Regions from separate parts of the Homo sapiens genome. Here region 1 is linked to region 2. Evidence: read pairs that join two places in POLR2A ChIA-PET (ENCODE). Cell type or tissue: OCI-LY7. All regions are shown on one strand. Links, peaks and the distances in the headings refer to the core of each region. The heading gives the core; the rest is flanking DNA.

Region 1 (15,229 bases), core at 6,160-11,159, 290 kb before region 2:
GGTCTGGTAGATAAATGCCAATACATGTTAAATCCCAAAAAAATGTATTTGGCCTCCCCAGCAGAGGTTCTCAACCCCCATTACACATGGGAATCATATGGAGAACTTACAAAAATCCCAATGTCCAAATTGCACCCATTACCAATTAAGTCAGAATCTCTCTTTTGGAAGAACCAGTTTTTAGATGGATTGCTTTTTCTGTTTTTCTGTTTTTGATTACATTGACTTTTGTTCTTTTATTATTTCCTTCCTTCACTTACTTTGGGTTTATCTTGCTCTTCTTTTTCTAGTTAAAGTGGGAGCTTAGATTATTCATTTGAGGCCTTTCATCTTTTCCTCATATAAGCATTCAGTGCTCTAAATTTCCTTCTTAGCACTCATTTAAGTTACGCCCCACAAGTTTTTCTTTTTGAGATGGAGTTTCGCTCTTGTCACCCAGGCTGGAGTGCAGTGGAGCGATCTTGGCTCACTGCAACCTCTGCCTCCCGGGTTCGAGCAATTCTTGTGCCTCAGCCTCCTGAGTAGCTGGGTGCCTGCCACCACACTCACCTAATTTTTGTATTTTAAGTAGAGACAGGGTTTCGCCATGTTGGCCAGGCTGGTCTTGAACTCCTGACCTCAGGTGATCTGTCCGCCTTGGCCTCCCAAAGTGCTGGGATTACAGGCGTGAGCCACTGCGCCCTGCCACGAGTTTTGATATGGTATATTTTCATCTACATTCAGGCATTCAAGCCACTGTACTGATGAGAAGTGTGACGCTTAGTTTCCAAGTGTTTGGAGAACTTCTTGTAGTCTTTCTGTTTTGTTTTGTTTTTTTCCTTTTTTGAGACAGAGTCTCACTCTGTTGCCCAGGCTGGAGTGCAGTGGCACGATCTCAGCTCACTGCAACCTCCGCCTCCTGGGTTAAAGCAATTCTCGTGCCTCAGCCTCCTGAGCAGCTGGGATTACAGGCATGTGCCACCACGCCCGGCTGATTTTTGTATTTTTAGTAGAGAGGGGATTTCACCATGTTGGCCAGGCTGGTCTCGAACTCCTGACCTTAAGTGATCTGTCCGCCTTGGCCTCCCAAAGTGCTAGGATTAGAGGCGTGAGCCACCACACCCAGCCGTCTTTCTGTTTTTGATTTCTACTTTGATTCTATTATGGTCTGAGAATATACTCTATATGATTTCACTTCTTTTCCATTTGTTGAGGTTTGTTTTATGACCTGGGATGTAGTCAACCTTGGTGAATGTTGCTTGTGCACTTGAAAAGTAAGTATATTATGCTGTTGTTGGGTGAAGCATTCTATAAATGTCAATTAAATCTGGTTGACTGGTGGTGTTATTTCTTCTATATCTTTGCTGATTTTCTGTCTACTGGTTCTATCAATTACTGAAAGAGGGGTATTAACATTCTCAAGCATAATTGTGGGTTTGGGTTTGTCTATTTCTCAATTCAGGTCTGTTGGGTTTTGCTTTGTGTTCTTTGAAGCTCTGTTATGTGGTGCATACACATTTAAAATTGCTATGCCTTCTTGGTGGATCGACCCTTTGTATCATTCTTTTAGTCCCTGGTAATTTTCTTTGCTGTGATATCTAATTATCTGATATTAGTATAGCCACTCCAGTTTTCTTTTGATTGGTGTTTGCATGATATTTTTTTTCCATCCATTTACTTTTTATTTTGAGATACGGTCTTGCTCTGTCACACAGGCTGGAGTGCAGTGGCACAATCGTAGCTCACCATAACCTCCAATTCCTGGGCTCAAGCAATCCTCCTGCCTCAGCCTCCCAGGTAGCTAGGACTACAGGTGTGCACTACTGTGCCTGGTTAATTTTCCATTTACCTTTAAACTCACTGTATCATTACTTTGAATTGGAATAGACTGAAATGTGTCTACTCCATCCTGTCTGGAATGGGAAGTTTGCTCTCTGCACTATTTTTGCAACTCCTGTCTAAATTTATTATCTCAAAATCTCTTAACTCAAAATAAAAAATTAACTCAAAATTTAAAAATTAACTATTAAAAAAGCAAGTATATGATAAAAAGAGCAGTTTATTAATGTTCCTACATATCTGGAAAGTATTAATTTGAGAAAGAGAAAGAATCAACCTATCATTTTGTGAGATTTTCACTTACTGTACTCTTCCAGAGTGAGGAAACAAACAGGCTAAGAAACGGGTAAAACTTACAAGCCTGGGGATAATTGGGAGGCTGACCCCCTATCTGTGGGCCCAGAAGAAAGCAAGTCACTTTGTAACAAGGAAGTATATCTATTTTTCCTCAAAAGATAAATATTCACCACACCTGGTATTCCTGGTTTTGCCTTGGGAGCGGGGAGCTGTTTTCTCAGTCCTTGCATTTTCTAGTCTCCCTGCCTGGATTTTAGTCATTTCACTACTTATTAGCATTCTGAAAGGTTAACAGAATTTAAAATGTGTAACTCGAGAAGAAATAAAAGGCTAATCAGTTAGTTACAACACTTGTTAGTTCTGTAAAAGCAATGATGAGTGAGAAAGCTGGAAAGTACTGACTAAAATATGGCTTTCTGAGAATTAGTTGAGTTCAGTCATTTTTGCTGTTCATGCTCCAGTAGCCGCCCCAGGAAGCCAGATTTGGAAACAGTACCTGAGTCATTTGAGACAAAACAACAAGTTACCCCTGAATTGTTTTAAATGTTAACGAAAGAGATCACTAAAAGATCTAAGTCATGGATGGAACCTAATTACCTCCCCTTGGCCCTAGAAAACCAAAAACATCCAGATAGGAATATGAAACACAGAAGAAAGCAGGTTTTTCCTTTCTATTCATTTCTCCTATTATCTTAGCCCTATTTTAATTATTCTGAGTTAACGCCATTTTACAAAAATGGACAGATAAAAAATTAAACTCAAAATTTTGAAACAAAGACTCTTTGTTGCTGTGTGTGGAAAGTGACCATCTTGTCAAAAAAATACCTGTGAGCCTACAGCATGATTGATTGTTCAATGTGATGAAACTTTCCTGGACCCTAAGCCTCAATATTTTGTTATCTGAAAATCTGCAGTTTAATTTCATCCTTCAAGATCAAAGGCAAATAAATTAACTTGGTCTAGTGATTCCACAAATCTCTAGAGAGCTGCCAGGCAAGGCAGATCCACAGAATAACTCATTAACTTATAATGCTTAAAGCAACTTTGGGAAAACTGTTAGGAATTGAACACAGGCTAAAACTCCTGAAGGCACTCACCAATGTATCTTTCTACACAGTTGACCAGAAAACAGCTAAGCTCTGCTTGACTACTCCAGTGACCAGGAGCTCACTATCTAACAAGCAATTTATTCTAATGTCTAGACAGCTCTAAACATATGGATGATTTTCTATGAACAGAAAAAATCTGCCTTTTAACTTCCAAATTCTGCCTTTATGCTGGATTTCTTTCTGTTAACAGGTTCCAACCTCTCTACCTTTATTCCCAAACCATCTCTTGACCCTACTTCATTTTTCTCTAGCTAATATCCACTTTCTTTCTTTCTTTGCCTTCTCTTGCAAACTCCTCAAAAAGTAGTTTACAGTCTGTAACTCCTTCCTTACTCTCAATCTCTCCTTAATTGCTTCTATCTCACCAGAATTCTTGGAAAAATGTGCATACTTCCCAACCCTCATCTTTAAGTATCTGTATGCTGCATTTGACACGCTGATCACTCTGGCCTTCTTGAAACTACTCCTTTGGCTTCCAGAAGCTTTTTTCAAGTTCCCTGTGTTGCTAACACTTTTTTTCTTCCTCTAACCATCTTGTAGGTGATGGTGGTTCCCTGAAGTGCCCTACCCACATGCTTATGGCTCCCAAAACAAGGTCCTCTGGTCCAGAGCTGGAGATAGAAAGGAAAGGCGAAAGAGACAGGAAGGTAGGAGGGAAAAGCAAAGCAAAGAAGGAAGGAAGAAAGAATAGGAAAGATACATCAACAAAAAGAAAAAAGTCCTGACAACCAGATACATCAAGCTGGAAGACGATCAACACTGAGGAAACTATGTTCTGTTTTCCACTAGTTCTTCCTACCTTCTAACTGGTCTCAGTTGGCACCTTCCTCTATGCCATCACAAAATCTAGAAAAATCTCTGAACTCTTTCCTATATCTTACCCTGGAACATCCAATCAATTATTAAGCCCTGTCAGTTAACCTCTAAAATAATCTTCCAAATCAATGTTCCTTTCCCATCTCAGCTGTCATTTTCTTAGTTTAGGACCTATCTATTTCCTCAAACCTAGAATGCAAGAGCAGTTTCCTAACTGGCTTTAAAAGTCCTAATCTTGTTGTCCCCAAATTTACCCTCCACCCAACTGCCAGAGACCTATCTAAAACACAAATTGGATCATGTGCCTCCACGGTCAAGAGATTTCAATGGCTGTCCTTTGCTCCTAGGATCTTTATTAAGGTCCTCATCAAGGCCAACACAGCCCTCCACAATCAAGCCATGTCTACTTCTGCAGCTTTATCCCTCACCACATTCTGCCCCAGTTTTATGCTCAAACAATGCTGAACCTCTGCAGTTCCTACCTCTAGGCTTTATACCATCCCTTCTCCCAGGAGGACCCTCTTCTTGCTTCCTCACTTTTAAAACATATAAACTAATTCTTATAAGGCTCAGCAAACAGGAGCCTTATCCTTATAAGGCACAGCAAATCTCTTCTAGGATGCCTCCCCTACTATGACTCACCCACACTTTGACAATCAACAGCAGTATGCTCTCAGAGTGGCCTGTGTATAGTACCATCACTAACTTAAAGTATTTTTAACCACTAATATTATCAAATCTCCGAGAATGAGTTCCTACCAGGTATGGACTGGACTTTAAAAATTTTGTAATGGATGTTATTCTTCCTTTATCTCTTTGAAAATCTTCCAGATTTAGACAGTGAGCCAATAATACATTTGTCCCTGGTCCTAAGTCTCTCTCTGCTCTCCTGCCTGCCACTCTGAACAGAAGCAACATCTTTTTACTGTCTCTGTTCATGGGCAATCTCTGACTTCACAGTCAGGGATCATTTCCTCCATTCACTGAATGTTTTAATCCCATTATCTACAGAAATACAATTCCCAGCCATCTCTACCTTTTTCTGGACCTAAGAGTCCAGAATGTCCATAACTATAGGCCTGTAACTAATAATCCTCACTTATTGTCTGATCTGTTTCTGGTCCAGAGATTTATACTTTCTTGACCACAGATATGTCTAATTTTTTACTTTATTATCACTTTTAAAGAAAGGAGATATGAATTTAAAGTATGAAATCAGAGCCATCTTGACGAGAAGCCCTCAAGTTTAAATTTTATGACTATTACACAACCTTTTAGATCGGGGTCAGCAAACTACAGCCCATGGGCCAAATCTAGCATACTGCTTATTTTTAGTATGGCCTGGAGGCTAAGAATGGTTTTTACATTTTTAAATGGTTGAAAACAATTTAAAAAATATTTTGTGACATATAAAAATTATGTGAAATTCATATTTCAGTGTCCATAAACTTTTATTGGAACACACCCATGACCATTCACTTATGCTGTTCCAGTTACTGACTGTTGTGCAACAAACAACTGCAAAATTTAGTGGCATAAAACCACCACCACTTTATCACTTCATGAATTTTGTGGGTCAGGAATTCAGATAGGCACAGCAGTGATGACTTTTTTCTACTCCACAATGTATGGGACCTCAGTTGGGAAGATTCAAACAGCTGGATCATCTGGAGACGTCTTCACTCATCTGGCATCTTTGACTGGGATGGCTGGGCTTAGCAGAGACTACCTCCAGAGTGCCTATCTAAGGCCTCTCTGGCATAGGTGGCTTCTCAATAGTCAAACTTCTTACATGGCAGCTCAGGAGTCCTAGTATGAGTGTTCCAATGAACAAGGCAGATTGCCTTTTATGATTTAGCCTCAGAAGTCTCATACTCTATTGTATTGAAGTAGTCACAAGCTCACCCAGATTTAAGTGGAAGGAGGCACAGATCCTACCTCCCGAGGAGAAGAGAATAAAAAAATTTGCAGCTGTGTTTTAAACCTTCATTTATGGGTTTCACATCATTTTATTGCAAGGATCCAGGATTAATGACTGATTTAAAATGTGATACACATCCAGGTCTCAGAGCATCCAAGCTTCAAAACAATTTAGCTTCACAAGAGGACCATCATCAGGGTCATGACATGTGAACAATTTTAATACTTTCCTATTTGCTTCTGGTCAGTCTTTAATTCCAAACACATAGAACACATGTGTTTTTAAGTGTTATAGGAGTAGACTGGTGCCTTAAAAAAGAGTAATTTGTATCTGTGTGATAGATAGCAAAAATGGCCCCAATTCTTTATCCATGCCCTTTCCTTATGGATGCTCCTTGAATCTGGACTGGCTTTGTGGCTTGCTTAGGGCAATCGAGTACAGTATGAGGTGATGGTGTGCCAGTTCAGAGCCTAGGCCTCAAGAGGCCTTGCTGCTTCTATTCACTCTTAGAAACCTGACCAACTACCATGAGAACAAGTCTGGGCTAGCCTGCTGCAGGATGAGAGATGCATAGCTCTGTGCTCCTACCTCCTACCACTGCCCCAGTTGACAGCCGTTGGACTTCAAAAGCAGAGCTCCCTGCTGACCTGTAGTTGACCATAGGCATAAGGGGAGACCAGCTGAGAACAGCAGAACTGCTCAGCTGAACCCAGCCCAAATGACTGACCCATAGAATGAACTAAGTAATTACTATTTTAAGCCACTAACTTTTGAAGTGGTCGTTATACAGCAATAGTTAACTGACAGAATTTGAAACACAGCTTTTAATGATTAACTGTAGAGTGGAAATTTCATCACAAACCTCAGTCGTACTACACTAAATCACTTTGGGTACTAATTTTCCAAAGTAGGCATTACTGCTGGGATCCACAGAGGAAGGCACTGTAGCTAATGCCAAGATCACAGATGGGTCAAGCACTTGACCCAAAAGAAGTACATAACAGCAGCCATACGAGTAGCAAATGTCACTCTATCTGGAAGTTTCTAATCCTGTCTGATGCCAAGGCAGCCATAAGGTACCTCCCCTGTCCAGAGATAAGCGTGGCACCTGCAACCAGTGGTTAACTATTTAACTGGAATGTCAGAGTAACACATCAGAGCACCCCTATAATCCCAGCACTTTGGGAGGCCGAGGCGGGTGGACCACAAGGTCAGGAGTTCGAGACCAGCCTGGCCAACATGGTGAAACCCCGTCTCTACTAACAATACAAAAATTAGCTGGGCGTGGCGGCAGGCACGCATAATCCCAGCTACTTGGGAGGCTTAGGCAGGAGAATCGTTTGAACCTGGGAGGCAGAGGTTGCAGTGAGCGGAGACTGAGCCAGTGCACTTCAGCCTGGGAGACAGGGCAAGACTCTTTCTCCAAAAAAAAAAAAAAAAATTAGTTTATATTAGGTTGAACCATATGAAACTGCCATTGTTGCAAGTCAAAATGTTTGCATATCAGCAATTTCATAGGGTTCAATCTAATACTGCAGGATTTGGCTCATGAACAAAAATAAGCAAAAAATAAAAGCTTCCTTCCTTTGCTTCTCTTAGTCTCCAAAGCCCTCACATATTCTAGAGAAGTTTAATTCCTATGAACTTTTAAGGACATATATTAAGAAATACATAAAGCCTCGCTTATAAATACATTTTTTTTTCTCAATTCAAAACACCTAGTTTCCTTTAGGAGTTGTATTCCACTTACCAGACTTAAGGTAATTAGCCTGTGGGTCCCCAGTGGAGTATTAGGTCTCTCTACCTACATCTCAAATTTCTAGATCAGATCTGAGCACCCTCTTTTCATGTGCCATTTGTACACGGCGAACCAGGATTCCAGAATGTTGTTTAACACAAGAGGAGGTTGTTGACAAAAAAGTATTCTGATTATTACTATCAGTGTGTGCTTGGTGTCAGTGGGGGGAGGATATATTTGATTTTATTCTAGTTTCTGCTTTTTCTGCCCCAGAGTTGCAACCAGATGGCTAGACTATCATCTCTGGGTCTCTTGTCAGTCAGAGCAGGAGAAGCCTAAGAGGCAGGATTCCTACCCCTGCATATGTGACTAGAGTGGTGAGGCAGTTTTCCTCCATCTTCCTGGGCAGCCACAACAAGACCCTGTGAGGAGGCGCAGGTGCTTCGAATAACTGGCACTCTCCCAGGCCACAGCCGAAGCCACATGCTCAGAACAGAGGCTCAATTTTAATCCTTCTGAGACACCATTTCAGGGATTGGCCAATATACAAACATGTAATCAATGTAATGCTTTTGTGTGCTCGTGTGGGTCTTGAGCTTGTGAATTTTTTGCATTAACGGTTTTAGAATTTTCTGCCTAGAAATTTTTAGAATTACCCAAGTATAAACGCAGTCTTTTTTATGGTAAATGTTATTTCATGAGAAACACTGCATACATAATTTCAGCTTCAATGGTCAGAAGATCCTGTGCTTTCAAGCTTACTGTTAGAAATGCAAAACAGGGACACCAAAACTCCATCATCCCACCTCAGTTCCCTCAGTACAGGATGTTTCCCTCCTTCAAAGGTTTTTTATAAGATCTTTCGTCCAGTGTATTTTACATAACCAGCTTTCTCTATTTCCCAAAGAAAATTATTGCACAGTCTAATTAAGTTTTCCCTTAGGAAACACCACTCCTGACACACAAAGGAAGACAAAACAATGGTGGCAGACTGTGGAAACAGAAATATTTCATTTTTACCAGCTGAAAAACTATAAAAATTAAAACTACCCCTAAGCTATTAATATGCAACGATTTGAAATATCAGCAATTCACAGGAGACTGGTAAAAAGTCCTTTGTTCATTTACTGTTTTTATCAAGTTCTGAATTCAGAACCCCACATAACTACTTTGACAACTGATAGCATCACAACCACCTAAAAACAAGTTCAGAGCGTTCCGTTGTAGACAGTATAAATGATGCTTGTTTTTGCATGATCTGTCTCAGAAGTACAGCCAAGGAGGAACTAAGTCTCACATGTTCACTCTCACAGGGCCCATCAAAGAACTCAATAAAGATCTGATGAAGGAACTTAGGCTGGAATTTGGAAAATGTGGATAACACCAATTTCTAGTCCATTATCATATTATTTTTATTATAATGGCTTTGTAGTAAGTTTTAATTTGATAAAGCAAACTCCCCTCACAAATTTTCCTGCTTCTGGGGCATTTATTCTTTCCAAAATGCAAACCTGATTATGATACTTGATGTAAAACCCTTCTGTTGCTTCCCAGTGCTCACAGACTCCCTTTTAGGCCCCTGCAGAACTGCGGTTTAGTAGAGTGGAGAGTGCGAGTTTAGGGTGAAATCTGACTGCTCAACAGGAGAGTCACTGCCACCATCAGAGAACCTCTCTCTCTGACCTGGTTCCTTACCAGGCTCACTCTCTCCTTTAAATATGCATTGAACAAATAATGGTTTTTGCAAGGGTGCTGTGTAAGGGGTTCCCAAGATCACCCCTAGGTTCAGTGATTCACAAGGAAGACTCACAGGATTCGGCATATAATCATACTCATGGCTATGATTTATTACACTGTAAGGATACAAAGCAAAATTAGCAAAGGGAAAAGGCTCATGGGATGCAGTGCAGGGGAGACAAGGCACAAGCTTCTAAGAGTCCTCTCCTAGTGCATACACAGAACACAATTTCCCTAGCAACAAGTTGTGATGATACATGTGAAATGTTGTCTACTAGGGAAGCCCACTAGAGACTCTGCCCCAGGGTTTTTATTGGTGACTGGTCACATAGGCACCCTCTGACTGGTACAGACCAAAATTTTAGACTTCAAGAAATAAAGCAGGTATTCAGCATAAACCATATTACTTGTATAAACAATTCCGGCACAATGAGCCACCCTTATCCGTTCTGGGAAGGTCAAGAACCATCCCCAAAATAAAGTTCTTATTCGCCAGCCCAGAGTCAACCTTGTAAGCAGGCCTTTTCAAAGTCAGGTCTGCTATGATAACATTTTTTTTTTTTTTGTTGCACAGATGCCAATCATTAGCTTGGCTGGGCACCTACACATTCTGCCCAGACCTGGATGGGGTAAACAAAACTGTGACAGTACTCTGAGCAGGGGACTAAGGGAACAGGAATAGAGGAACACCCATCCTTTTCCAGTGGCTTGAAAGAAGGGGCAATGAGGACTGCTTCTTGGGAGAGGCAATGCCTGAGCCCAGTTTGAACATGATAGATATTGTGGTGTCCATAGATTTAAATGCTAACCAGGTAAGTGAGCTTGGTAAATTAATGAGACTAAGCTGTATCTCAGAAAGTGAGTTACCCATATGGACCAGGGCTATTAATCACTTTGATTCCCTGCTTTAAACTTTGTATGGCTTCTAAATCTCCTGCAAAGCATGCAGCTCTGTCAGAGGTGGTGCCAACCTAATTTTCCAGTCCTACCTGTGATACTCTGCCCCTTCAGTCTCTGTGGTCCCAACATCCGGTATTCTTTTCAGTGCCTGGAGTATGTTCCTTTCTACCTCCAATACTATCCTACCCCCTACTCTGGACTGCTCATCATCACCCTATCCTACTTCACATGGCTATCTCCTAGTCATGTCAGATTTCAATCCAAACAACATTTCCTCAGGATAGCCTTCTGTCCCCTACCCCAGAGTAGGTAGGGACCCATGTCATTTGCTTCCCAGCACCAAGTAACTTCTCCTTTATCACTGTGGGCACATTAAAGTCCATTTCCTTACACATTGACACTTCAAGAGGGCAGAGACTATGCCTGTGTTGTTCACTGTGATAACCACAGAGCCTAACACGGTGCCTGGTACATACTGGGCACTCATCAAACATATGAATGAAGAATGAATCAGGGCTCACTCCCCTTCCCCAACACTACACACCTCCTGTGTCTAAGGCACATGGCCTAAGCTAGGTCGACAAGTCAGCCAAGTGTTTTGACAGAGGTATTGGGAAAGAGGCACTGCATTGCTACAGATACAGTCTGCCTGAGAGTGAAACTAAATCACAGGAACACACAGGTGAGAAAAGGAGATTTGGGGCTGCAATAACAGCCTGGATGTTGCCATTCCTAAAGTCAGCAGCCTGTGGACTTCATTTACCAGTAAACCCTCTTTCTGTTACTTAGGCTAATTTAAGTCAGGACTCTGAGATGTATAACTAAGAATCCTTATAGAAAAATAGTAACTGGAATTAGGCACGTGGTTGGTCCTAAAGAACAAGAGAAAGACTACCAGGAAGCCTAACTTGTGATGTCCCAAGCTACTGGCCTAGGGAGTCCTTACAGTTCCTTAAATTATAAAAAGGGTTGGTTATTGTTCAGGGAGAAAAGATGCCCTGGCTGGGAAGTAGAGCACAAGCATCCTGGCTGGTCATTATCCTAAAAACTACTTTATTTGTGGAAACTCAAACCAGATCTCCCAATAGGCTACAGAGAGACAAAAATCTCCCTTATTTTCAATGGGGGTAGATATAATTATTGCAAATAAAAAGCTTGAATATCACTTCAAACTAGATTCTAAACCACATTAATAAAGCATTGGCTGGATAAGCACTTGAAAAAGAAAACAGTCACTAGCAGCCAGCATAGGCTCTCTAAGAACATGACACACCCAACTTACTTTAGGCTCTTTTCTGTTCCAGTCACTCATTTATTGAGAAAATTGTTTATAGGTACAGTAATACGTGGAGGCAGCTGACAGGATTTTCCTGCTGATAGATTAAAAAAAATGCAGGCTGCAGGCAGGTAATCCTGAAGGTAGGAGTCTTCTGGTGGGACACAGAGCTATGCCCTTGGCCCTATCTTGATCAAAACTTTGATGAGTAACATAGATGAATTTAGGGTTATTGACCCTAAGAGGGATAACATTCATCAAAGAAAAGAGGAGAATTCAAAAGCAAATATTATAAGCAAAAACAGGATGAAATTTAACTAGAACATATGTAAAGTCACTGCAATTAAATTGTTTCCCAAATACAGGATGATAGCAGTTTCAGCTTTTGATGTCAGTAAACACCACAGTTTAGTGATGCAGCTACTAAACTCGGGCTGAATTCAGAAACATAATGTCTACCTCAGTTGGACAACAACTGGACAACCATGTTCCAATCTGAGTACCATTAATGGTGACCAATGAAAGTGCATCCAGAGAGGGGAACCAAGACTAGAAAAAGTTTGGGGATCATATCACATAAATGACCATTGAAAGGGTGAGAGATGGTGTAGCCGCCTGGGAAAGCAAAGACAGAATCCTATAAAACTGAAAATATCCAAACCCTATGACCCAGCAATCCTATTTCTAAACATATATCTGGAGAAACTCTCACAAATTTGCACAATGATCAACATAGAACTGTTTATAAAAGCAAAATTCAGAAAGTAGTTAGGTTTCCATCAATAGAACGGCTAGACAGAATAAGGTTCATTCATACTCTGGAATACTTTGCAGCAGTTAAAAACAATGAAGTGGGTCTATAATCAATCAGGATAGACTAAGTTTGCCAAGGTAACAAAAGGAACCTAAAATCTGAGTGGCTTAACACAACCAAAGTCTGTTTATTCCGTATGCTACATATTTAAAGTGAGTTGGTAGGAGAGCTTATTGTAGTTATTCTTGACCTAAGCTGTCAGAAGCTCCATCTCTACCGGCCAGGGGAATGGAATGTGGCAAATCTCATATTAGCTCTTAAAATTTCCATTTGGAAGTGCATTCATTACTTTTACTGACATTTCAATGACCAAAGCAAGTCACAGGGCCACGCCTAACCTCAAAAGGGACAGGAACTACAATCCTACCACATGCCCAAATGGCAGACAGCCAAAAACATCATGTGACATATAATAATACATACTATGCAAAGATTAATAGAAAACATATGAAAAGATCTAAGATATTTTGCTGTGTAGAAAAAACAGACACATTCATAATACCACCATTTATGTAAATTAAAACATAGATCCAAAACAAATCTATATATCGTTTATATCTATCTATCTATCTATCTATCTATCTATCTATCTATCTATCTAATCTATCTGAAACTGAGGAGGGAGGAGGATGACATTAGAAGAGGTGACCAAAGGAGAAATAAGCATTTCTGTAATGTTTTAGTCCCTTTATTTAAAAATGGTGGCTCATGCCTATAATCCCGGCACTTTGGGAGGCTGAGGCAGGTGGACTGCTTGAGCTCAGGAGTTTGAGATCAGCCTTGGCAACATGGAGAAACCTCATTTCTACCAAAAATTAAAAAAAAATTAGCTGGAAGTGGTGGTGCACATCTGTGGTCCCAGCTACTCAGGAGGCTGAGGTGGGAGGCTCACTGGAGCCCGGGAGGCAGAGGTTTCAGTGAGCCGAGATCATGCCACTGCACTCCAGCCTGGGCAACAGAGACCCTGAGAAAGAAAAGAAAAGAAAAAAGAAAGGAAAGGGGAGGGGAGGGGAAGGGGAAGGGGAGAAAACAAAGGGGAAAAGGAAAAGGAAAGAAAAGAAAGAAAAAAAAGAAAAAAGGAAGGAAGGAAAGAAAGAAAGGAAAGGAAGGGAAGGAAGAAAGTAGCTGGGCATAGTGATGCACACCTGCAGTACCAGCTACTTGGGAGTCTGAGGTGGGAGGATCGCTTGAGCCCAGGAGTTCGAGGCTGCACTGAGCCATGATTGCGCGACCGCACTCCAGCCTGGCTGACAGAGTGAAACCCTGTCTCTAAAATAAACAAGCAAGAAAAAAAGAAAAAAAGATATTACAAAATCTTAATTGTTGATAATTCTGGCTGGTAGAGAATATGAGTATTTATCATATTATTCTTTGAATTTTTCCATTATATTAAAATCCTTGAAATAAGTTGTTACATGAATCAGAAATGTTTTAGCTTAAAAGGCCACGGGGGCCAAGCGCGGTGGCTCAGCCTGTAATCCCAGCACTTTGGGAGGCCGAGGCAGGTGGATCACTTGAGGTCACGAGTTCAAGGCCAGCCTGGCCAACATGGTGAAACCCCTTGTCTACTAAAAATACAAAAATTAGCCAGGTGTGGTGGTGTGTGCCTCTAATCCCAGCTACTTGGGAGGCTGAGGCAGGAGAATCACTTGAACCCGGGAGGCAGAGGTTTCAGTGAGCCAAGATGGCACCACTACACTCCAGCCTGGGCAACAGAGCGAGACTCTGTCTCAAACAAAACAAAACAAAACACACAAAAAAAGGCCACGGGTGGGAGAAAGGGGAATGGGAAGTAGGAAAATAGATAGCTTTAAATATTTTGGACAAAAGAGATTTGCTGTGTGTGACTATGGAGAGGAGAGCCAGGAATGATACTGACAGTTCCTGAAAGGCAGATTTTGGCTTGGGAATAAAGAACCACCAATCTGTTAAGGTTTTTGGTCTTATTTTTTTTAGTAGCCTCAAAACTGTATGGAGGAAAAATATGTATTCTTTGGGGTAAAAAATAATGTTGTCAAGAGTCAGACAACCACCTGTCTGACAAATACTGTGGCAAGGATTCCTGCACTGGGAAGGAATTTGGATTTGGTAATCTCCAAGTTCCCTACAATTCTCACGTTCCATCAACCTTGGACTGGAACCTCTCAGTTTCTAAATTCTAGTTCACAGGCTCTGGGAAATGCACCACAGTTATCCCAAGGAAAACTTCAAAAGATAATGCAACAGTCTGAACACAATACAAATCTGAATTGTGTTACCTGGGAATATTTCACAATCAATAAGGAATAAATCACTTAATTGGGACTAATAGTTATTATAGGCAAGAGAGTCACAAGAATTATACTGGCCTTGAATAAAGCTAGCTTTAATTCTCACACCCCGATCAACCTTATGCACATAATTAAATCAGTATTATTTGGAGAACTATTGCCTGTTTAATTACTGTTTCTGTGACTTGTTATTTGTTCTCCCAGTACCAAAGGCAAATTGCTCCCACAGCTAAAGAGATCTCCACAGAAACATCCCACTGAAATAAACATTCCTTTATAAAATGGAAGAGTAAGAATAATGAATGTGTTTTCTTTTAAACTAGTTGCTTTGGCTGCTGTCAAAAGAAAAAATAAAAGTCTTAGCAATGGAAAACAAGTATCACTTCTATGAGGAGGGCCAGTCTGGCATAAAGATAGTGAGGTAAAAACTCAAGCAGCTCTCTGCTGCTACCCTGCTCCCAGCCAAGAAGATAAGGGATTTCAATAGGAGTAAATGAGACAACATGTTATAGCTGAGGATTTTCTTTCAAAAA
Region 2 (15,229 bases), core at 5,831-10,830:
TTGTTGGGCCTGCGCAAAGCTGCCTCTTTCGCTCATAGCATGGAGGCTAGAGGAGCAAGAACAATTCCCCACCTTGCACAACAGGGTCAAGACTACAAGTCAGGGTCAAACTCACTTCCTCTTTCAGAGATCAAGTGACCCCTCCTTACTGCATAACCTTCAGGGCAGGAGGGGAAGGGGGAGAGGAATGGAACATAAGTTCTGTCTGCATAATAGGTGCTTGAGGAACGGAGGCTGTGTGTTTCTGCACGCCAGCCCAGTGCATTTGTGTACTCACATGTAGAGTGTCCTGTGTTTTACTGATGATGAATCTCAGCTCAGAATGATTAATGATGCATATGAGGTTACGTAGATAACGCGGGACTGAGTCAAGGTGATACCCTCTCTGTCTGACTCCAGGGCCCAGAGTTGTTCTTTTGTGCCTTATTGCCTCTGGATTTAGGTTTTCTGTACAAAAAAGACTATATTGTTTTCCTGACTACTCTGGGGTTGCCAGGGTCATCCGAATTTGTATGTCATCTATTGACATGTAGTAGATAGGAGATGGTTATTATGGGTATAAATAACGTTATTTTTTACGTAAGTGGAGAATTTGGGAACTCTTCTTCAGATCAAATGGGTGATGAGTAATTTGATATTTTACATAACTAATCTTAATGTATAATCAGTTATAGTTGTTTTAAAATGAAACCAAATCATGGGTTGTGAAAGCCACTATGATGGTTGAAAGACATTTTAGTTTTTGCAGAACCTTCCCTTTATCAGCACCATTTTCTCAAAAGAAAAACACCTCACAGGCTTTGCCAGTTCCCAATCAATTTGTTTTTGAGATGCTAGCCTGAGTGGGAAAAAACTCACAAATTGGTTTTTCTCTGCTCTCACACTACAGTAACAACACAGAAGACTTCTGTGATTAAATGTGGGAGGGATTTCTCCCCACCAGCAAACAAGCAATGAATTCTGCAGCGGACACCAGCTGAGTGTCCTCCAGATCAGTTCTGACACTATCTACCTGGAGATAATGCCAGATCCCACGGAAGGCTCAGTCCCGCAATACTGCCCCCCCGCCCCACCTCAGACACCTGTCACAAGTCTGGGACTTCTGACTGCCTGGCTTCAAGTTGGGGTTCCCACGACCCCCTCTTTGAGTTTCATTACATTGCTATAGTGGCTCACAGAACTCAGGGAAACACTCATATTTACCAGTTTATTATAAAAGATATTACAAAGGATACAGATGAAGAGATGCATAAGGCAAGGTGTGGAGAAAGGGGCACGGAACTTCCATGCCCTCCCGGGACACCACCGTCCAGGAACCTCCATGTATTCAGCTGTTTGGAAGCTCTCGGAACCCCATCCTTTTGAACCTTTTACAGAGGTTTCATTGCATAGGCGTGATTGACAACCATGTAGAAAAGTGATTGGACAAAAGGGATGTGATGTAATGCTGATAGACTGAGTGGGGAAACCCAGCAAGGCCTGTGTGTTCAGATTCTTCTTGGCCTCTCTGTGTGGCATTCCTTCCTCCCCAGTGTGGGGCAGGATCCCTTCTGAAATGAGGGTCTTATGACCTACTTCAAAAAGGCAGGAGAAAATTAGAGTATATTTTTAGTTTCTATGCCCTGCCTTGGGACAAAAAAGGAGCAGATGAAAGGAGGGCAAGAGAAGGTCAGAGGGATTCTATTTTTTTGCTACCTGCTTCTGAGGCCTAAAGTGCCCAGCATTACAACAAAAGACTGTAACAAGAGCTATGGGAGTTTATGAGCCAGGAATTGTAGATGAAAATCAGTACATACACATCATAATATCACAGCTAGTCTTTCAGGTTATGAACTATTAGTTTAGTCTCTTTCCTTTTTAAATTGTCCCTATAAAAGCACCTAAATAGTTGGTCCTTAATATGGTTGCCATCTCTGATGAAACCTGTTGTCAGTGAAATGTGTAATAAATACTTCACCATTTAACGGATGGTATAACATTCAGACCCTCTGGCCTATTCACATCATATAGCTATCATGCAGACCTGGGCTTTCTGACTTGAAAAAGTTCTCATTGGATTTAGCTTTGATTTTGTGCTACCACTCATGGTTTGCTTAGAGGGCCTTGGCAGGGAAATAATTCACCCATAGAAGCCGTTATTGGTGGACTCCCCCACCAAACACACACACACACACACACACACACACACACACACACACACACACACACACACACACATTCACTCTCTCTCTCTTTCTCTCTCTCTCTCCCTCACTCACACACACATATACAATAACATGTTAAAACTTGCCAGTGAGGAATGGGAGGGGATAGGATTTCCCAAGGAGTAGCAGTGTGAGGCTTAGAATGGTACAGCTAGGAATTGGGATATCAGGTAGATTTTCACCAAAGCAAAACTTCTCATCCTGGCCTGTCTTGGGCTTATATTTTTGAAGACTTTGCCAGGGCATGCCATCATCTCCTTTTGTCTCTTCTTGTCATTTTATAATTGAGGAGGAAAAGTAAGGGAGATTCTGAACTAGTCATGGCTGTATTGTAACCAAATAAGGGTGGGATGAAAGATCTAGGATTTTACCGGACACCTCCTGTCCTTTCTTTCCCAAAGAGAAGTGGGAATCGAAGAGCTGGGTAGCAGGGCAGCTTGCGCAGTGAGAGCATGATGCTTTGGGGTCAGGAGACCAGCTTTCCAGTCTGTGGCTTGGTTTGGCGGACGTGTGACTTGAAACAGCTTACATCATGCCTTTGAGCCTTGGGTTCTCTCGTATATGATGGTCCAAATAACACCTTCCAGATAGATCATTGTGAGAATTGGATGGGCTAATATATGTGAAAACACTTTGTGAACTATGAAGTATACGTTTAAGTACTAGACATAATACACAAATAGGTAGTATAGCTTTTCAAAATACAGTTAAGTTTCAGCTCACATCAGCAGATATGAACGGGAGATGGGTAATAGTGTGTGTGTGATTTTAGAATATATTATGAAAGTATTTTTGGCTGCAGATTTACATTCCTAATTTTTTTGCTTTGGCTAATGTCATGAATATGTATTTATCTAATTTATATTCAGAGTTACCATGGGAATATCTACCCAAAGGAAAGCTGAGTGGCAAGGAAAAGCACATCTGGGATTGAAATTTGTTCTTGGATACCTCACAAGTTCATTCATCTCATGCCTTGTTCTTGGTACACTCCTAGCCCTCCCTGATTGAAGCCCTTTATGGAGATTTTAAAGGGAAGCAGACTCACAGCTGTTGATTTTTTGGAAATATATATTTTCTCAAAACATTGGTGTATAAATGCATTCGATTAAAAACAAAAAGGCGGTTATTTAAGAGGCAAACATAATGTGTCCATCTTATGTACAGGCAGCACCCTCATTCGGTGCCTGTCAGCATGGCAAGCCCTTGAAGGATTCTCTCCTGAGCAGGTGGCTTAGGGGCAGCAGGCATTCCTTAACACCTTCTTCACTGACTCAGATAGGGGCAAGCACTGGGAAGGCCCTGTGTCTGGGATGCAGACCAGAGGACGCCTGCAGCCCTTTGTCTGGTCATGCTTCATGGTAGCTGCCTGATCTAGGCTGGGTTCTTCTTCCTGCACCCTGTTTTTTTCTGATGTTGCTCAGCTGACATGCTGGGGCTCTCCTGCCTTTTAAAAAAATTTTAGGTAAAGTATTCCTGGCCCTTGTTTGATCAGAGTGTTGGGAGATTTTTGTCTGTTTTTGTTAAATAGTTCTGATTGTCAAATGAGAATGGCTTATGCCTTGAGGAGGCAGAACTGTGTCTTAGGATCCCAAGAACAGGCAGAATTTCCTCCGTCAAAATATCCCACAGGCCTAATGACTTGTAAGAAGTAAATCCTTCCAAGACAACATGGTAAAACAAGTAAATCCGTGTGTGTGTGTGTGTGTGTGTGTGTGTTTATATTTTTAAGGTAACCAATGAATGTGCAGAAGCATTGAAAGGATTGCAGTTTTGCCACTTTCTGAATAATTTCTAGCTGTGATATTGATATGTGTTTCTTCTTGTATAAACTTGGCCATCTTAAATGGAACTATCTGTTTCTCATTTCTCCACATCCATCTCTATTGTCCCTCTTTCCCAGGCTTCAGACATTAATCTAGATGAATATAAGGAGACGCTTCAGGTTCCATGAGCAGATATTTAGGACTCTGTTTTCTGATATCAAATTAAGCAGAAAGCTCATGACATAGCACCTTCACACTTTATTTGTTTTAAACTTCTATCTGTGATGATCTTCTGAGGTACCACCAGAACTGGAAGTGACGTGCTGTATCACTGAGTAAAATGGTTTGGGTTAAATCTGTAAAAATGATTGGTCTACTCACACACACACGCACAACATATACACACACTTAATGTGATTTAATGTAATCATCCAGAGCAGTTTTGTCTGAAAATTTACTAAGTCCTTGCTTACTTGCTCAGTACCTGGCTGTATAGAAGATAACTTAAAACCATGATGTCTAAGGTTAAATAACACCATATAGGAGTAACTTCAGTTGTTACTTGATGTAATGGAAACAGTAAGTAGAGTTCCACTTTTTAGAGACTTTTAATGTGTTTCTTAAGCTCATTGTTGAAAATCACAATGTGATTCCTGGGTTTTGTTTGTTTGTTTTATTCAGAGACACTTTTTCAGAAATCTTGGATCTATACTGGCCTATGCCTTCTTGGGGACTGCTGTTTCATGCTTCATTATTGGGTAAGTGAACCTTTGTCATATAACCAAATTAACACACGTTCCATAGGGATGAGATCCATTTGGGTCCACAGAGTCCAGTATTTTGATATTTTTGATGATGGCAGTCAGGATCAAGAGTTACACCGTTCAGTATGGTAGCTATTAGCCACGTGTGGCTATTTAAATTAAGATCAATTTACATGAAATAAAATTATACCCAGCACCCAGATCTTGGTTTCTGTTATCATTCTTTGATAAAAACAACCAGAGCCCCTTGCAGAAATGGCTAATTCTAGGGCTGGGGCAGGAAATATACAAGATGAAAAGGGAGTATCTTGTAATGCCAGAAAGTAAGGAAGTACTCAGAAAACAGACAGACAAAAGAATGTGGGGGATGTCAAAGGGACACAAGAGCCAACCTGAAAGCCCCTGTAATGGTCAAAGCCGCCCCACAATGGCTGAAGAACGACAAAACAAATAACATTGCATTAGATTATCCCCAAGAGCATAAAGTAAGTATCACTGAGTCCATATGGATATAAGTAAGTGATTGGATGAATAAATAAATGGGGGAAAGAGACAAATCTCCTGTGCAGAAGAATTCCAAATACTTTATGTAGATACATCCCCCCTCAAGGAGGTGGAGCTCAGTCCCCTCCCACTCCCTCTTTGACTGTGGGCTGTGCGTAGTGACTTCTTTCTGAAGAGTACAGTACAGAAAGCAGGAAAAAAGAGTAGCTTTACAGTGGAGAAACCTGACAAATACTACCTCACCCAGGTGATCAAGGTCAACATCAGCAGTGGTAAGTCACGTTGATAGTATGTACCTTGATATTTGTGATGAGAAGGATACTCTACCTCTCTGGTTGTTCACTTAAAACCACATTACCTCAGTCTAACCATGAGAAAAAAAATCAGACAAATCCTAGTCGAAGGATATTCTACAAAATATCTGAGCAGTACTCCTTAAATCTGCCAAGGTCATCAAAAATGAGCAAAGTCTGGCAGGGCGAAGTGGCTCACGCCTGTAATCCCAGCACTTTGGGAGGCCGAGGCGGGCAGATCACAAGGTCTGGAGATCGAGACCATCCTGGCTAACATGGTGAAACCCCGTCTCTACTAAAAATCCAAAAAAAAAAAAAAATTAGCCGGGAGTGGTGGCGGGCGCCTGTAGTCCCAGCTACTCAGGAGGCTGAGGCAGGAGAATAGCATGAACCCGGGAGGCGGAGCTTGCAGTGAGCCGAGATTGCGCCATTGCACTCCAGCCTGGGCGACAGAGTGAGACTCTGTCTCAAAAAAACAAAATGAGCAAAGTCTAAGAAACTGTCACAGTCATGAGGAGACTAAAGGGATTGGATGACTAAACGCCATGTGGTATCCCGGATAAGATCCTGGAACAGAAAAAGGACATTAGGTTAAAAACTAAGAAAATCTGAATAAAGTTAGGATTTTTATTAATTTTTTAACAATTAGCTAGAAACCTGGAGATAATAGCAGGGGCCTTTTGTGCCATCAAAAAAGGAGGGGCTTTGACTTATCCTTTAAGAGATACATATTATTGAAGAATGACACTTTACATAACTGGCATTAGTGATGATAGGAAGCAAAATGGGGAAAAGGCTGCCGGAGAAGTCTATTGTTTAGGTCACAGACTGGTGGAAGGAAATGGAGAGGAAGGTCTTGTTCCAGGAATGTTTAAAGGGTACATGAAAGAAGCCTTTGATAAGCAACAAAGGGCAAATCAAATCTGTAACATACAATTCCTGTGAAAAGAAATTGAGCTGGTTAAGTGTCTAGAACAGTGTCTGGCACACAATAGGCAAGCATTAAGTTATAGCTGTTTCTTCTCAAAATGATTCCATTCTGTGAATAGTTCTTTTGCTTCTAGCTTAGCTAGTCCACCCTTCTAAGCATTTGAGACACAAAGGTGGGCAATGGCATCAAGAATCTCATTATTAGAGCATTGGCTGTAGGGTATAATGAGTCAAGTCCATGGTTATTTTTACTCCTCTAACCCCTGCAGCTGCTGCTATCACTGCTGCTGCCACCACACGCACACACACAGACACACACACACACATGCACGCACAGATACCCTTGTAACATGTACTAGACCTTTTCACACTCCTCACTCCTCCCAATTTGTAAGCTGTCCTGTAGGAAATGTGCTTCCACCAAGCTGAAAAATTTAACTTGGTAGTCCCTCTTAGCCCACGTCATAGTCTACATAGCATAAGGAGGGCTATTGCTGGCCTGCCTGACCCATGCAAAGAGTGAAAGCCCAGATATCTTGATGGGTATATGGATGTTCTAATAGGACATTTAAAGATATTCGCCTCTTTTTCCTTTTTTTGAAATAATTCTTGGCAGAGAAGGCAAGATCCTTTGGATCTTTGTGACCAACCCATTTTTTTCTCTCTAGTTGCATCCAGTCTACTGATTTCTCTGACTTTAAATGCATTATCTTAGAGTCTTATGAGTTTTGTAGCAACTTATTGCTACAAAAACATTATGCCAGGTTCTGTCTCTTCCTTTCCTCTGTATTACCCAGTTGCGTCAAATGCCTTAGCTTTGTTGCTAATTGAAGACTGTGCTTCATGGTTGCTTTAGTTGTTAGCCAGTACAACTTTTAAAAATGAAATGTTCAGATATTTCAGCAAGATGACATTAACTGCAAACTATTACTTGATGCCAAAGTCCTGCTGGCAATGTCTCTGGTAAGTGTGAAACCATGGCAGCTGCCTGTTGTTTTCATAAATCTCTAAGAGCAGCATTCTAGTGCTATTCTGCTTGCGTGTTTGCTAAGTTACTTATTTTTTTCTCCTGACATAGTTTACCTTACCTTCTTACAGAAATCTCATGTATGGTGTGGTGAAGCTCATGAAGATTATGGGACAGCTCTCAGATAAATTTTACTACACAGATTGTCTCTTTTTTGGAGCAATCATCTCTGCCACTGACCCAGGTATTTGGCTTTGTGTATTTGTCTTTATTATTATGATATTCCATTATTTAAATCTTTAAAAGTTCAGAGCAATCATTAACTTTTGTTGCAGTAGGGAGAATGTAGTATTTATTTGCATGGCATGGTGGTGGAAGAAGTGACCAATAGGTGGGTCTAACAGACTTAGATGGCTTTTCTTTTCCTTTTTCCTTTTTTGAGACAGGATCTCACTCTGTTGCCCAAGCTAGAGTGCAGTGGTGCAGTCACAGCTCACTGCAGCCTTGACCTCCTGGGCTCAAGCAATCCTCCTGCCTCAGCCTCCCAAGCAGCGGGACTACAGTTAGATGGCTTTTCTAAGAAGGGCATGCAATTTCCTTTTTTATTATTAATTTTTTTTTATTGTTGTAAAAATGCCTGACATAAAATTTACTATCTTAACAATTCCTTTTTTTTTTTTTTTGAGACAGAGTCTTGCTCTGTTGTCCAGGCTGGAGTGCAGTGACACGATCTCGGCTCACTGCAGACTCTACCTCCCATGTTCACGCCATTCTCCTGCCTCAGCGTCCTGAGTAGCTGGGACTACAGGCGCCTGCCACCACGCCTGGCTAATTTTTTTGTATTTTTAGTAGAGACAGGGTTTCACCGTGTTAGCCAGGATGGTCTCGATCTCCTGACTTCGTGATCCACCCGCCTTGGCCTCCCAAAGTGCTGGGATTACAGGTGTGAGCCACCGTGCCCAGCCTATCTTAACAATTTCTAAGTGTATAGTTCAGTAGAGTTAAGTATACCCACATCATTGTGAAACCAATCCCCAGAACCTTTTCATCTTGCAAAATTGAAATGCTATACCCATTAAACAACAACTTCCCAGTCCCCCTTCCCTGCAGCCCCTGGCAGCTACCTTTGACTTTCTGTCTCTATGAACTTGACTACTGTAGATACTTCATACAAATGAAATCATACAGTATTTGTCCTTTTGTGACTGGCTTATTTCACTTAGCATAATGTCCTCAAAGTTCATCCATTTTATAGCATTTCTCATAATTTCCTAACCTTTAAGGCTGAATAATATTCCATTGTATCTGTATAGCATGTTTTTTTTTTGTTTTGTTTTGTTTTTGAGATGGAGTTTCACTCTTGTTGCCCAGGCTGGAGTGCAATGGCACAATCTTGGCTCACCGTAACCTCTGCCTCCGCCTCTGCCTCCTCTGCCTCAGCCTCCGGAGTACCTGGGATTATAGGCATGCACCACCATGCCCGGCTAATTTTTTTGTATTTTTAGTAGAGACAGGGTTTCTCCATGTTGGTCAGTCTGGTCTCAAACTCCCAACCTCAGGTGATCCGCCCACCTCGGCCTCCCAAAGTGCTGGAATTACAGGCGTGAGCCACCGTGCCCGGCTGTATAACATGTTTTGCCTTTCGTCTTAGAATGACTAATTTGGTCATAAGTTTTACACTTAGATTTTCTTCTTTCCCAGTGTTGCCCTTTTGCCTTCTTTTATGTAACATAGCATTTGGGTTAAATAATACCTTTTCTTAGTAGAAACACACATGATTATCTGTAGTGAATGTAATTTAATTTGTAAACTCCTTTTGTGCGGCATTCCTGCAGGACTGTGCACTGTGACATGGTTTTCTATTCATCAATCCCTTGCCTTGTATTTTTCAAGTGTTGGTTGAACCAATTCTTACAAGTGAATTATTACACCCTCCCTTGCAGCTCAAAACAAACAAAAAAGTTCTCCTTTCCAAGTTGAAACCTATAATTTGATCAGTTTGCATAAAGTAGTTACAGCTATTCTCTTCCTTAGTGTCATCTATTGAGAGTACACCTTAGGGAAAGAAGTTCTGGAGAATGAGCTGCTCCTGTCCTCACGGTAGAGATAGAAAGGTCTGCTCAATGTCTCCAATGCCCTCTAATATTCTGAACAGTAATAACCTTAAAGATATTAAGATACCCCACTTGACCATGCCCCTTGGGGGTCCTCTCCATCAGTGCTATCTTTCTGTGAAGATAGAGATGTTCTATAATCTGCAAGTCCATTGTGGTAACCAGTAGCCACATGTGGCTTTTGAGCACTTGAAATGTAGGGTAATGCAATAGGGGGACTGATTTTAACTTTTATTTAATGTTAAGTAATTTAAATGTATATAGCCACATGTGGCTAATGGTTACCACATCAAACAGCATAGCTCTAGACAGTTGTGTGGTTCTGAAGAATCTCAATGTTCAAAAAAAAAAACATTGACCTCTCTTACCCTCATATTTTATTACAAACACCCTGAGTAAATTAGTATTGAAGACTTGGCTGTCGAGGCACTCTGGTTTGTGAAAAGGTGGGATTTGGAGTCACAGGCCTTGGGTTTAGTTCTAGCCCTACCAATCACTGATCGGGTGGCCTGGGCACACATTGTCCCCTCACATCAGTTTCCTCATATATAAAGTAGAAATGATGGCACCTATCTCCTAAGGCTATTGTGAAGATGAAATGAAACAACACGTGTAAGGCACTGAGTGTACCCTGTCTAAATTATGCTGGTCTGTGTCCACATCTGACTCAGGCAGAGATTTCTCAGTTTTCCTTATGTTTAAAAAATAAACAAATAACAGATCATCTCTGAAGCCAAGCATGTTTCCAAAGAGAACTCTGAAAATCAGCTTTATTATTTTAATCCTGTGCTGTCTGTGACTGTCTCCAGATGTGTGTCTGTGGAGAAATAGATCTTCATAAGTCTGAGAAAGGTATTTAGTCTGTCCGAAAATGTGTTTCTAAGTATACTCATCTATAATTTTATTACTGACATCTTACTAGTACCACTAACAAGTAAAGGGAAGTTAGTTTAACATAAAGATTATTGATATTGTTTCCTGAGCTATCAGTGTTACTTCATTTAATTGGATAGAGAGGCTTACTTTTCTAGATTATCTTTGTAATTGTTTACTTCCCTTTAATGTGTCTATGCTATGGTAGAGAATAATGGAAGGCATTACCATGCTACTCCATTTTCATTTGGCCTATGAAGACTGGCACAGTAAGGGCTTTATAGAAATGGAAGTTGTAGAAAATTGAAAGTTTAAACTTATTAAGCATCAGGACATTAACTTTAACTGCTTTTTAAATAGAAATATTCCTGAAATGTAGAATGTTTTTGTAAATTAGAAGTGTTTTACCAGCCTCCTAAAAAATCTGTTGTTTGAAAACTTGGGTCATAAAAGAGATAAAATCTTAAGTGCAGAGTTAAGCATCACAAGACCAGATTGACTTCTAGTACCTGGTGCATCAAACAAAAATTCTGATATTGGCAGCCTGGGCAACATAGTAGAACTTCATCCCCACAAAAAAATTGTAAAAATTAGCTGACCATAGTGGTGATTGCCTATAGTTCCAGCTACTCGGGGGGCTGAGGCAAGACGATTGCTTGAGCCCAGGAGTTTGAGGCTGCAGTGAGCTGTGATAGCACCACTGCACTCCAGCCTGGATGACAGAGCAAGACCCTGTCTTTAAAAAATGAAACAAAAAACTTTATAGTGTTAGGATACAGAGTGGTATTGACTGATATGAAGGAATAAGAATCCTTGTCCCTGATTACTGTACTTGGCTTGAGACATGAGTCTTTGGTCTTCTGGTCAAAGGTGACATAATATATGTGGGATAGTGTAGGCTGCACTGTGACAGGGAGCCTTCTCCACTCTGTGGTCATGTGTCATGGCTGCCATGTGCCATCTTTGTGGGCTTTTGTTTTAGACGGATCCACAATTAAAGAAAAAAAAATGCATTTGCACCCCATGGTGCCTTCCTAGGCAGCCACCAGAGAACACATGCCACTGCACTCCAGCCTAGGCGACAGAGACCCTGTCTAAAAAGAAAAGAAAAATAGAAACCTGTGAGTCAGGCTGATTGACTCAAGGAGTACAAAGGTGATGAATTAAAATTGGGGAAATGACATCATGATGGTTCACAGGAAGGGCATGCAATTTCCTTTTTTATTATTAATTTTTTATTGTGGTAAAAATGCCTGACATAAAATTTACTATCTTAACAATTTCTTTTTTTTTTTTTTTTTTTTTTGAGATGGAGTCTTACTCTGTCGCCCAGGCTGGAGTGCATCCTTTGGGACTTGGTTCAAATGTGCCACCTGCCTAGTCACTCTTTCTAGACTCCATTATCTGCTCCCTCAGCTCTTTGAGTTAGGTCTGTTTTGTACATGTCAGTGCTTGCCACTTTGTACTGAGTGCTCACAAGTGCTAAGTGCCCTTGACTACATGGATGATGTGTCCAAGAAAAGTTAGTTGAATGAACACATTTAGGTCCTTGAGTTTTTCCTTCTTCATATATCTGCCATTCTTTTGTTTTTCCCACTGCCTGTACCCAGTGATCTTTAGTTAGTTAATTGTGATTTCTCAGTCTGTGTTCAGTTGGAAATAGCTGTGACCCTGCTCACCCTGATTTCAAGGGTCCTGCTGTAGGGAGGAGGGCAGTTTGTTTCATCTCTCCCATTAAAGACCACTTAGCCAGTCTGTCATCCCCATCCCATCGTCTTCCAGTTGTCAGCACCCACATCCCACCCCCGTGGTCAGGCACAGACTTGCTCAGGAGGGGCACAGAACGGTTCCTGACCTGTTTTGTGAGATAATGAGCAGGGAGAATGAGAAGTTGAAACAGATCAGTGCTATGTACGTGTTTATTGTTATTATTATTAATTATGCTTTTAGGCCAGGTGTGGTATGCTTCTGTGGTCCCATCTACTTGGGAGGCTGAGATGGGGGGAATTGCTTAAGCCCAGGAGTTCCAGGCTATAGTGAACTATAATCACACCACTGTACCCCAGCCTGGGCAACAGAGCAAGACCCTGTCTCAAAAAATATATAGAAATAAAAATAAAAATAAAATTTTTAAAAAATGGGCAAAACCAAATGATAGTGTCAGGGAATGTGCATTTGTGTGATTAAATTATAGGGAAAGGCAAGAAAATGATGACTATAAAATTTAGTTTAGCGGTTCCCTTTAGTGAAGGAAGAGGCTTCAGACTGGGATGGGACATATAGGGGACTGACAAAGTTCTATTTCTTGAACAGGGGTGTGGTTACAAGACTGGTTGGCTTATAATAACTCACTAAACTGAACATTTGTTTGGCTTGGTTTTCTAATTGTATCAATTAGTAATGCTTTTGGCTGCAAAGAACAGAAAAACCTGGCTAATCCCTGCTTAAACAAATAGATATTTATCTTGGGTACCAGTACTGGGCTGATGTCCCGGCTTCCACTACAATCATAAAAAATACTACACTCAGTCTTTCTGCTCCACTGTTCTGGGGTTTCAGTCACACATCAGTTGCCCCATGGAGGCAAGATGACTGCGTTGGTGTCTGGCCTCTCTGCCCTCTTCCTGACAGGAAGAGGTAATGCTTTCTGCAAGGGAAGCTGGGAAAGTGGGTTTTTAGTTTTTGCAGTTGTATGGTAGAAACCATCAAGAGAGAGGGTAGTTGGGTATGAGTGTTGAGAGAGAACACAGCTCTCGTGCATGTATCTAGATCGGTGGTTCTCAGTCAGGGGCGATATTGCCCCTGCCCCCACCCCCGTCATTATTATTTTAAGCAACACACACACCATGTTTCAAAGGCTTGGCACAAAGATGGAATTTATAAAATCTAATTAATCTTTTTTTTGAGACAGAGTTTCACTCTTGTTGCCCAGGCTGGAGTGCAATGGCGCAATCTCGGCTCACCGCAACCTTTGCCTCCCAGGCTCAAGCAATTCTCCCACCTCAGCCTCTGGAGTAGCTGGGATTACAGGCGCCTGCCACCACACCCGGCTAATTTTGTATTTTTAGTAGAGATGGAGTTTCTCCATGTTGGTCTGGCTGGTCTCGAACTCCCAACCTCAGGGATCTACCCGCCTCAGCCTCCCAAAGTGCTGGGATTACAGGCGTGAGCCACCGCACCTGGCCCTTTTTTTTTCTTTCTTTCCTTTTTTTTTTTTTTTTTTTTGAGATGGAGTTTCACTCTTGTTGCCCAGGCTGGAGTGCAATGGCACGATCTTGGCTCACTGCAACCTCTGCCTCCTGGGTTCAAGTGATTCTCCTGCCTCAGCCTCCCAAGTAGCTGGGATTACAGGCATATGCTACCATGACCAGCTAATTTTGTATTTTTAGTAGAGACGGGGCTTCACTGTGTTGGTCAGGCTTGTGTCGAACTCCTGACCTCAGGTGATCCACCCGCCTCGGCCTCCCAAAGTGCTGGGATTACAGGCGTAAGCCACCACGCCTGGCCCTTTTTTTTTTCTTTCTGTTTTTGAGACAGAGTTTCACTCTTGTTGCCCAGGCTGGAGTGCAATGGCGTGATCTTGGCTCACTGCAACCTCCGCCTCCTGGGTTCAAGTGATTCTCCTGCCTCAGCCTCTCAAGTAGCTGGGATTACAGGCGTGTGCCACCATGCCTGGCTAATTTTGCATTTTTAGTAGAGACGGGGTTTCACCATGTTGGTCAGGCTGGTCTCAAACTCCTCACCTCAGGTGATCCACCTGCCTCAGCCTCCCAAAGTGCTGGAATTACAAGCATGAGCCACCATGCCCGACCAAAATCTCATTAATCATTTTTATAATAACTTTGTTATTTTAACCTTGGCTCTATTGAGCCAGAGAAATCAAAGAGATTTCAACCCACTGGTGAAGCCAAATCACATTGATTGTCATTATTTTTTGAAGTTCTGTAACAGATACTTTCAAAGTGTGATGGGATCACAGTGGAAAGCATAGTGTTTTGGTGCAATATCATTAGACTCAAGCATCATATCAAAGCTCCTTCAGATAAGGAAGATTGCGGTTTTCATTTCTGCCACAGATAGATAAGTCTATCTTTGACTCCCTTGCTATCTCTTGAATCACCCAGTCCCACCCAAGATAGGAATTGCCTCTATAAATCTGTAATCAGTGATTTAAGGTCAGAAACCAAAACTAATTTCTGTGCTTTCGGCTCACTTTTCAGTGACTGTGCTGGCGATATTTAATGAATTGCATGCAGACGTGGATCTTTACGCACTTCTTTTTGGAGAGAGCGTCCTAAATGATGCTGTTGCCATTGTACTGTCCTCGTAAGTAGCAGTGTTTCTGCTGGAGAAGAGACACCCCAGTTTCCTCTATGCTTTGGGCTAAATTCAGAGGCTTATCTTAAATGTATTACATATTGAATTGGGTGTTTTTCTAAATGAGATTTATCAGCTTTGTGGATAAAATTACGTTGCTTTGTGTGCCCAGCAGCAATCAGAATGCTGACACCAGCGTAACATGGTGGCTGCAGATTAAATTAAATGAATTTACCCTGGGCAATGCTGGCTGCAGATTAAATTAAATGAATTTACCCTGGCCAATGCTTGACAAAATGTAGATAGACCTATGTTTGTCGATATTTTCAAGTACCATAGTGTAAAACCTGTGCAGTCTTTTAAAACTGTCTCTTGTTTTTAAACTTTAGGTCTATTGTTGCCTACCAGCCAGCGGGACTGAACACTCACGCCTTTGATGCTGCTGCCTTTTTTAAGTCAGTTGGCATTTTTCTAGGTATATTTAGTGGCTCTTTTAC

The links. ChIA-PET counts read pairs that join two places held together with the same protein. Peaks named below come from ENCODE experiments on the same cell type or tissue, not always from the same donor. Only the 100,000 strongest peaks of a DNase experiment are listed, where the experiment ranks them.
Region 1: POLR2A ChIA-PET joins it to region 2 with 5 read pairs; 2 of 35 experiments call an interaction of 5 or more read pairs at or near these places.

Annotation. Positions count from the first base shown.
Region 1 is chrX:46,955,012-46,970,240 of GRCh38, reverse strand. The region is part of intron 1 of JADE3 (jade family PHD finger 3); the gene reads right to left. Among named protein-coding and RNA genes, the nearest start is that of JADE3, 50 kb to the right of the region's middle. RefSeq lists an enhancer at 6,423-6,602. In OCI-LY7, for the core only: no CTCF peak of the experiment used is centred there; DNase peaks (open chromatin) are centred at 8,150, 8,470 and 8,970; H3K4me3 peaks cover 1,831 bases; H3K27ac peaks cover 2,358 bases.
Region 2 is chrX:46,662,050-46,677,278 of GRCh38, reverse strand. It overlaps SLC9A7 (solute carrier family 9 member A7), which reads left to right. Exons shown (of 17, transcript NM_001257291.2): 4 at 4,652-4,728; 5 at 7,560-7,672; 6 at 14,636-14,741; 7 at 15,122-15,229. Among named protein-coding and RNA genes, the nearest start is that of SLC9A7, 89 kb to the left of the region's middle. In OCI-LY7, for the core only: no CTCF peak of the experiment used is centred there; no DNase peak of the experiment used is centred there.